2 separate regions of the Homo sapiens genome follow, and region 1 is linked to region 2. A link is a contact called in ENCODE Hi-C or POLR2A ChIA-PET data. All regions are on one chromosome and are shown on one strand. Each heading gives the region's core, a stretch centred on a gene start or an enhancer-like site at or near the end of the contact. The rest is flanking DNA. Distances are from core to core; before and after follow the strand shown.

What was found. Hi-C counts contacts between places; a loop is a spot of excess contacts on that map. ChIA-PET counts read pairs that join two places held with the same protein, here RNA polymerase II (POLR2A). Pooled maps may share reads with other maps.
Region 1: a map of CD4-positive, alpha-beta T cell shows a loop between it and region 2 (4-fold over the local background). The contact joins the promoter of CDC5L here to the promoter of TFEB in region 2. A Hi-C loop is called at or near these places in 1 of 168 maps with a recorded cell type or tissue (CD4-positive, alpha-beta T cell) and 6 of 50 pooled maps. POLR2A ChIA-PET finds 5 or more read pairs at or near these places in 1 of 52 experiments (activated CD4-positive, alpha-beta T cell).

Annotation. Positions count from the first base shown.
Region 1 is chr6:44,385,367-44,389,163 of GRCh38, forward strand. It overlaps CDC5L (cell division cycle 5 like), which reads left to right and starts at 2,340. Exons shown (of 16, transcript NM_001253.4): 1 at 2,340-2,502. The coding sequence starts at 2,458. LOC124901323 (a long non-coding RNA gene) reads right to left here and starts at 2,553. Exons shown (of 4, transcript XR_007059595.1): 1 at 1,673-2,553; 2 at 684-803; 3 at 15-163. RefSeq lists an enhancer at 2,222-2,421.
Region 2 is chr6:41,734,307-41,737,943 of GRCh38, forward strand. It overlaps TFEB (transcription factor EB), which reads right to left and starts at 1,302. Exons shown (of 9, transcript NM_001271944.2): 1 at 1,044-1,302. It overlaps PGC (progastricsin), which reads right to left. Exons shown (of 9, transcript NM_002630.4): 8 at 3,424-3,522; 9 at 2,405-2,698. The coding sequence ends at 2,546. RefSeq lists silencers at 1-290, 421-950, 991-1,460.

The DNA of each region.
Region 1 (3,797 bases), core at 1,090-3,589, 2.7 Mb after region 2:
AAGGGTTCCCATACCTGGCTGGTGAGGCTGCAGTAGTATGGTGGGGGAGGCTGGCCAAGCAGGCCATCCTGGAGAACAGTGTGTTTGTGTTCTGATGTTTGTGGCTACAGTGCTCTGGTTTCAGACATCCTGGAACTTCCATGATGTTGCATTTTTCTGAATTCTGAAAGGGAATATACAATCTGCATGTTCAAAGGTGAAATGAGGGACAGTTGACAGGGCTGTTTTACCTGGATGAGTAAGTTGTACAATGCATGTCTCTAGGGGTGGAATTCACATAGTGGAGATGGTAGATCCAATTTTCTTGTAATAGAGTGCCCTGTTCTCAGAACACCAGTATTTTGTGACAATTTTCCAGCATGTGGCATAAAGTGTCTTGAGGAAGGGGCACCTTTTTCTAGTTCTCACAAAAGTAACATATGGTAAAGAGGTGGCCCTGAGTGGGAGGGAGAAGCCTTCATCAACTCTTGGAATGTGAGATCTGAAAGGCCTCTGACAGAGTATTGGTCCATCTCTGGAATTGTTAGGACTCTTCCTTACAAATAATAGAAACCCAATTCCAAGTGGCTAACACAAATAGGAAACTAATAATCAGAATGCAAGGACAGGAATGCAGCTGGGACTCAGGAACATGCTGGATCCAGGTACTCTGACATGGTCAGGACTTACATCTCTCTCTTTACCTGCTTTTTTCCCTTAGTCCAAAACATGGTGGTAGACAACTCCTGGGTGTCACGTGTTGGATGTTCAGCAGTCAGTAGAGACTGACCTCCTCTATGCTCCAGTGTTAAAATCTCGAAGACCTAGTATTTGATAGCACAACAGGGTGACTATAGTAAAAAATAATTTAATTGTACATTTAAATTAACTAAAAGATTATAATTGGATTGTTTGTAAAACAAAAGATAAACACTTGAGATGATGGATACCCCATTTACCCTGATGTGATTATTATGTGTTGTATGCCAGTATCAAAATATCTCATGTACCCCATAAATATGTGTGTACTATGTACCCACAAAAATTAAATATAACAAATTAAAAAAAAACCGCCCCATTACAGGAGAGGTCCAAATGAAAACATTTTGTTTGAGTTTAACTGGCCACAGGTCCAATGGTTTCTTATACACCACACAGTGGGTAAACAGCTCAAGGGCGGGCTGCCCGCCAGCATAAACCTTTGAGTGGCAAACACTACCAGGGTGGCCATGGAAAATGCCCTCTTGCTGACCATAATTGCACAGAATGTGTGTAAATAAAAGCTAAAAGGAAAAAGAAAATTCTGTAGCTCTTCCAGAAGAGGCAAACGGAGAAATGAAGAAATATAAAGAGATAGGCACTATATAAATACTAAGTACTATAAATAGGGCATTTCCCAACCCACTAAATATTTTGATATTTTCCAGGGATGGAGCCAGAGATGTTCTGGAAGGATGAAGGAGACTGCATGAGTAATTGGGGTGGGGTAGCAGAGAGTTTGCCAATCCCTACCTCACTGGGTTTTAGTTATGTTTCAGTTAATCTGCCTCCTCATTTACGAGGCGGGTATTGTTAGCTCCACTTTTCAGATGAGGATACTGAGATTCAGTAAGGTTATTACCCAAACTTATGAGAAAGCCAAGATTTCACAATATTTCAACCCAACTCGACTTTGTCTAATACCAGTGCGTACCAATGGCATTATTAATCCAGACTGGGCGATGAATTAAAAACTCTGACGTGACGTTTCTGCAGGTTTCTGGAAGAAGCCTGGATCACCTGGGGACGGGGTGAAGTTGGCGTTGCCCTCCTTGCAGTAATAGCTGCTATTGTTTTGCAGCAGTTATTATGGATCAGATACTGTGCTGGGTCTATGATCTCATTTAGCCCTTACGACAATCCTGTGAGGTTGGCATTACTATGATCTCTATTTTACAGGTTAGGAAACTGAGCCTTAAATAAACTACTGGATTTTCCTGAGTATTCTGTGAATAAATTCCTATTACTGAAATACTTGAAAGGGCTAGATTAATAAATTAACAAAGCCTTCTTCGGAGCAACTGTGCTGAAATTCCGTACGCGTGACGTTCCCACCCTCTGCCACTCGGTGACGTCACGATCAATCCCACCACTAAGTTCCCAGCCAAGCGCTACCGCCGCTATCTCGCGAGAGCCGTAGTTTCTTCCATTCTGTTTTGGACATGCGCGGGGCGTAAGGCGCTTTGGCCAGAGTGGTTTGATGGTTTTGTGTTAGTCTTCCTGCAGCTGAGCTTCCACAAGACACTTTTTCCCTTTCAGCCACCCAATATCTCGCGAGACTTGCTATTCTGCGCCCCCTCCCACCTTGCGCTTGCGCAGATCTTCAAAGCAGAAGGTCGCGCTTGGAGGAAGTGGCGGCTTTGAGTCCGGTGGCCCAATCGCTGTTACTACTTCTCTGAAGCTCCTCTCGGCTGCTTGCCGAGACACCCTGCCGCCAAGATGCCTCGAATTATGATCAAGGGGGGCGTATGGAGGAATACCGAGGTAAGTCTCCTTTTCCCGCCGTCCGCTGCCCGCCGCTCCCTCTAGCAGCTTGTGCGCACGCGCGCGGAGGTCGGGGGGGCGACGAGGAGACCCTGTGGGGTCTGCGTGGAGGGCAGCCCGGGGGCTGACCCTTGGGGCCCTTTCCGTGTGTCTGGCCCCGTGTTGTGCGAGCGCCAGTAGGACAGGGACCGTGATGTCACCACCTGGCTACTCGGCTCCAAGCTCACTTGTTAGGCCCTGAGTGAACATTTGTTGACTTGAATACGCCCCCTCCCACCCCGCCCCCCCGCCCCCCCCGGCCCCGGGAAGAACTCAGAGTTCCAACTCAGCCAGAGTTGGTCCCCCGGGGCACCATCCACTCTTAGTCCAGGCACCACGACTCTGTCTCATACTCAGAAATAAAGAAGTTGCCGTGGCCACAACTTTGTGTCTCCATTGACTTCCTTGCAGAGGGGAAGCAGTTTGAGTGCCAGGTTCAGAGAGCCCGTTTATGCCCGCATCTCTCTGGTTATCTGTTATCAGGGCATAACCTGTCTGCCATCTCGACAGATCCCAAGGTCTGTCTCTTTCTGTCACTGCCTTTGCCTAGATAGAAGCCAGAAAGGAAAAACTGGCCTAGGATAGTCTCTGTTTCCAGAAACGTAGTGGATAGTGCCATTGGTGAGCCAAAGGGCAGTAGAGTGGGAGTGAAATAGAAATTAGATTTTAGTGCGTTTTGTGTTCAGAGTGTACCGAATTTATCAGTTTCTGGAGCACATCATGTCTTTTCATGCTCTGTGTCTTTTTTTCGTTACATTTTATGGCTTCTTTTTTTTTTTTTTTTTACATCTTTTGCCTTCCTAGCGCTTGACATCTTTCTGATCATCCTTCAAACCTAGTTCGGAAACACTTCTTGGAATCTCTGTAAGAATTAATTGCACCCCCGATATTCTCATGATACCTTTTTCTTCCGTTTGTTAAAACTTGCTTTGTCTTTTTGTAAGCATCACATCCTCTGTGTGGTACTCGGTAAGTTTCTTAACTTCTGAAAGCCTCAGTTTTCTACTTTTTCTAAATTGGGATAATAATACTTAACCTCTCTTGAGGATTACACGAGTTAATACGTTTGGAATATTTAGATCAGAGTAGGGCACATAGTAGCCTCTGAGTAAGAGCTAGTTGCTCTTTCACCTCACCAGACAGCATGGCGAGAGGACCAGGTCTTGGTATCCCTAGGACCTAGGACAGTAACCAACATGAAGTAGGTTGCTCGACAGGTATTTGCAGAATGAATCAAGTAGAGTAGGTATCTGCTG
Region 2 (3,637 bases), core at 52-2,551:
CCTCACCCGGGGCGCGGGGCTGGGGCGCGCCAGGCGGCTGCGGCGCGAACCTGCTCGCGCAGCCCGGAGCAGCTCGGGGCAGCCGTGCGTGAAGCCGGAACCCCGCGCGGGGAGGGGGCCGAGCTGGCATCTGCCCGCTCCCTTCCAGGAGGCGAGCGGACGCGCTGGGCCAGAGCTGGTCGGGACAGCCCAGGGGTGGGCGGCACGGACTCGGGGGATCGGGGGGAAGGGGGCGTGTTTTCCGGGATTCGGGACCGAGACGGGGGGAGGGGGAAACTCGGGGGGCGGGCAGGCAGCTGGGAACCCGGGGGGAGGCAGACAACGGGGCGCACGGAGGGAGCGCTCCGGGGTTGGTGTTCCCCAGGGTCATAGAATAACCCACGGGGAGAAAGAGACTGCCCAGGGACTCGAGGGGACGGGGCCAGGGGCGGCTTCTTCAAGAGACCGAGCTGGAGGAAGGGACGGGAAGGGAGGGAGAGATGGTACTTCCACCCGCCCCCCCATCAGCCCAGCCCCCGGGGCGTGGCGCCGCTCTGGCCCTCCCACTCCCCCCGCTGGCCTGGCCAGACTCAGCCCCCGCACACCTCCCCTACCTCCGACCCCCTCTCAGGCATCGCCGGCCCCAGCCGTGTCCGGTGGAGGGGGAGTGGGCGCGGGGCCCGCGCGTCCCTCAAACTTCTTGCGAGTTCACCATCACGCCTCCCGCCCCTTCGACTCCCAGCTCCGGGCCGGGAAGGCCCATGCCCGCCCGGCCCCTCCCGCCCGGTTACATAAGGTCGCGGAGAAGCCGCCCCCGGCCCGCGCCTGAAGGGAGGGGCCGAGGGGGCTCCCGGCTCGGCGGGCAGCGCCGCTCGGGCCACGCGCTGGGCGCCCGGGGGCGGACGGACTGCGGGTGGGTGGCGGCGCGCACGGTCCTGCTTCCCTCTCCTGCCGGCATCCCCCACCCTCCCACCTGTCTCCGGGACCCACGGGATAGGGGCCAGGGAGCCTGGGTCGGGGGTCCCGGGCCCTCCTCGTGCCTCTCGCTCCCCGGTCCCGCTCACCTCGCTCTGAAGGTCAATCTGTCCGCCGCCCGCGCCCCGCGGCTCCGGCAACTTGTCGCAAGTTCGGGTGCCTGGCCCGCAAGCTGTGCCCGCCACCTGCTCCCGGCCTGCTCCGGCCCCGTGCCACCAGGGAGGCCCGCCCCGTCCGCCCTTCCCGCCGCCGTCGGCGCCGCGGCCGCTCCCTGCGTCCCGCCCGGGCCGCCGCCTCCGCTGTCACCGAGCCCCGCGCCCGGCGCCCGGGCTCCGGCTGTCACTCCACGCACACTTCCCTCCGCGCCCGGCAGAGGGCAGCACCCGCCCCGCCTCCCAGCCGCTCTGCCTCGGCGCCCACTGGGAAGCGTAGTTCTCGCTGCAGTCCCGCTAGGCACGCCGGGATTTGTAGTCCCGCTCAGCGGACTAAGGCTTACAGGGAAAGAGGCTCTTGACTTGGAACCTCTGATCCACTTCTACCTCTTTGCAAGTTTTCTTTCTCCTCTCAGTAAAGTCCCAAACCAGGGCTCACTAAGATACATTCTGTAGCCTGTCCGACCCCCTAAAAGGAACCTGCAGCCTGCTGTCCTTCGGCAGTCTAAGAAAGAGAGGGTCCCAGATGGTGTGCTGTTGCCATAGAAACTCCACCTGTGGCAAATTCCAGCTTCTCTTCAGGAGTAGGGTGCAGGACCTGGATCTTGCACTTTTATCCCTGCCCCGATCATAAGGGGCAAGGCCAGGGTGAGCCTGGCGAAGTACAGGGTAAAATATGACAGTAGAAGGCAGCCTGCCCCCATTATGGGTTCTACATTCACGCCCCACTCACCAGCCTGAGCTTGCTGTCATGTTGCTGGACAGAAATTGTCTGAGCTCCTTTCATGTCACCTTCCCTTGTTGGAAGTTCACAGGGTGCGGAGGCATCATTCTCTACTTTCTCCTCTTCCCCGCCCCTTTTTCCCTGTCTCCTCCCCCAGCCCCTCCCCTGCTTTTCTTCTCCTTCCCCTCCTCCTTTTCTTCCTCTCTCTCCTCCTTCCCCACATACAATGTTGCTCCTGGTTTCTGGATCTTTTGCTAAGAGGCTCCTGAGGAGGACAGGGATGAAGTCCAAAGGGACAAGATCCCTTGCTGAGTTGGTTCCAGCAAATAGGCTCGATTTCTCTGTGACTCAAGTAGGAACACTCTCCCCCGGCCCGCCACCCACCCACCCATGATGGCGCTACCACTGTCTTCCCTTTCCAGGGGAAAAGTATGAACTTTAAGCTCTGAGGGTTACAGAGCCCATCCCAAGCCATGCCTTAGGTCCCATTTCTCTTAGAATCACAGTGACCCACCAGGAAACCTTGTAGCCACTCAGGGAAAACTCCCTTCCAAAAACAACAGGATGACCAACATAAAGAAGAACTATTTATTATTAGAGAAAGTCCAGAGTCCAGAAAAAGAAGGCTGAATCCAGAGTGGAAAGACAGATACAATGCCCTAGGAGGGTGCAGGGTCAAGAGGAAGAGGGGAGCCCACGTGTCGAGGCAGCAAGTCTAGGCGGCAGTGGCAAAGCCTACTCTGTTGTTGCCCAAGTCGTAGACGGAATAGTAGGACCTGAGGAAGACATCCCCGAGGATCCACAGGGGCTGGCCGTTCTGGGAGGACAGGTAGGTGGGCTCGACTCCCACGGTGCAGTAGCCGTTGTTCTGCTCAACAAAGAAAGGCAGCACTCATTCATTTGTCCACACATGAGCTGGGCCCTGCTCAGCTCTGAGCCCTGGGCTGGGAGCACAAGTGCAGAGCTGAGGGAGCCAGGGTCTCTGCCTTGAGGGCTCATAGGCCAACTGAGCCACCAGAGCAGAGCGGGTGGGAGGATTTCTGGAACAGGTACATTCAGGCTGCCGTGGTCCTCAGCAGGGTCTCCTCTCCCCATGATGGGAAACTTCTCTTCCCACAGACCTCCCTCCTGCTCCCAATTTGGAGCAGATCAGCCTGGTGGTTAAACCTTGGAGCCAAACCAACTTGAATTCAAACCTTAGCTGTGTCGCCTTGAGTCAGTTACTCAACCTCTCTGAACCTCCAAGTTTTCATTTGTAAAACAGAAATGAGTATCTCCCTCATTAAATACTGTGACAATTAAATGGGATCATGAAGCAAAGTGCTTTGCACAGTGGTCTGCCCTAGTAAGTGCTCAACAAAGAGCCCAGTGCCTCTCCCCACTAATTAATAATAATTGATCATAGATGACAATCTTCTATTTCATAGCCTTGTTCCAGAGAAGGGGGTTTAGAATCAATGAGTGGGGAAGATAAATGAGTACAAGCGTGGAGTCGGAAAATGGCACAAGGCAGGAGACCCAGCATTTCTGGCTCCCCAGCCCTTCCTCCCAACCCCAATCATGGTGGCTCAGCCTGCAGGGACCAGGACTTACACTGAGGATATAGGAGGAAGGTGGCAGAGGGAACTCCACACCATTGATGATGAAGGTCAAGCTGGGCAGATTCTGAATGCTGTTACAGTTCACGAGAAACTGCAAGAGGAATAGGTCCCTGGTTAACTCATCCTCCCCCTGATAGCACCCACCAGCCCCATCATCTCAGCCCCTGGATCCCAGGCCTGAGCTCCGGGCCCAAGCCCTAAGCCTG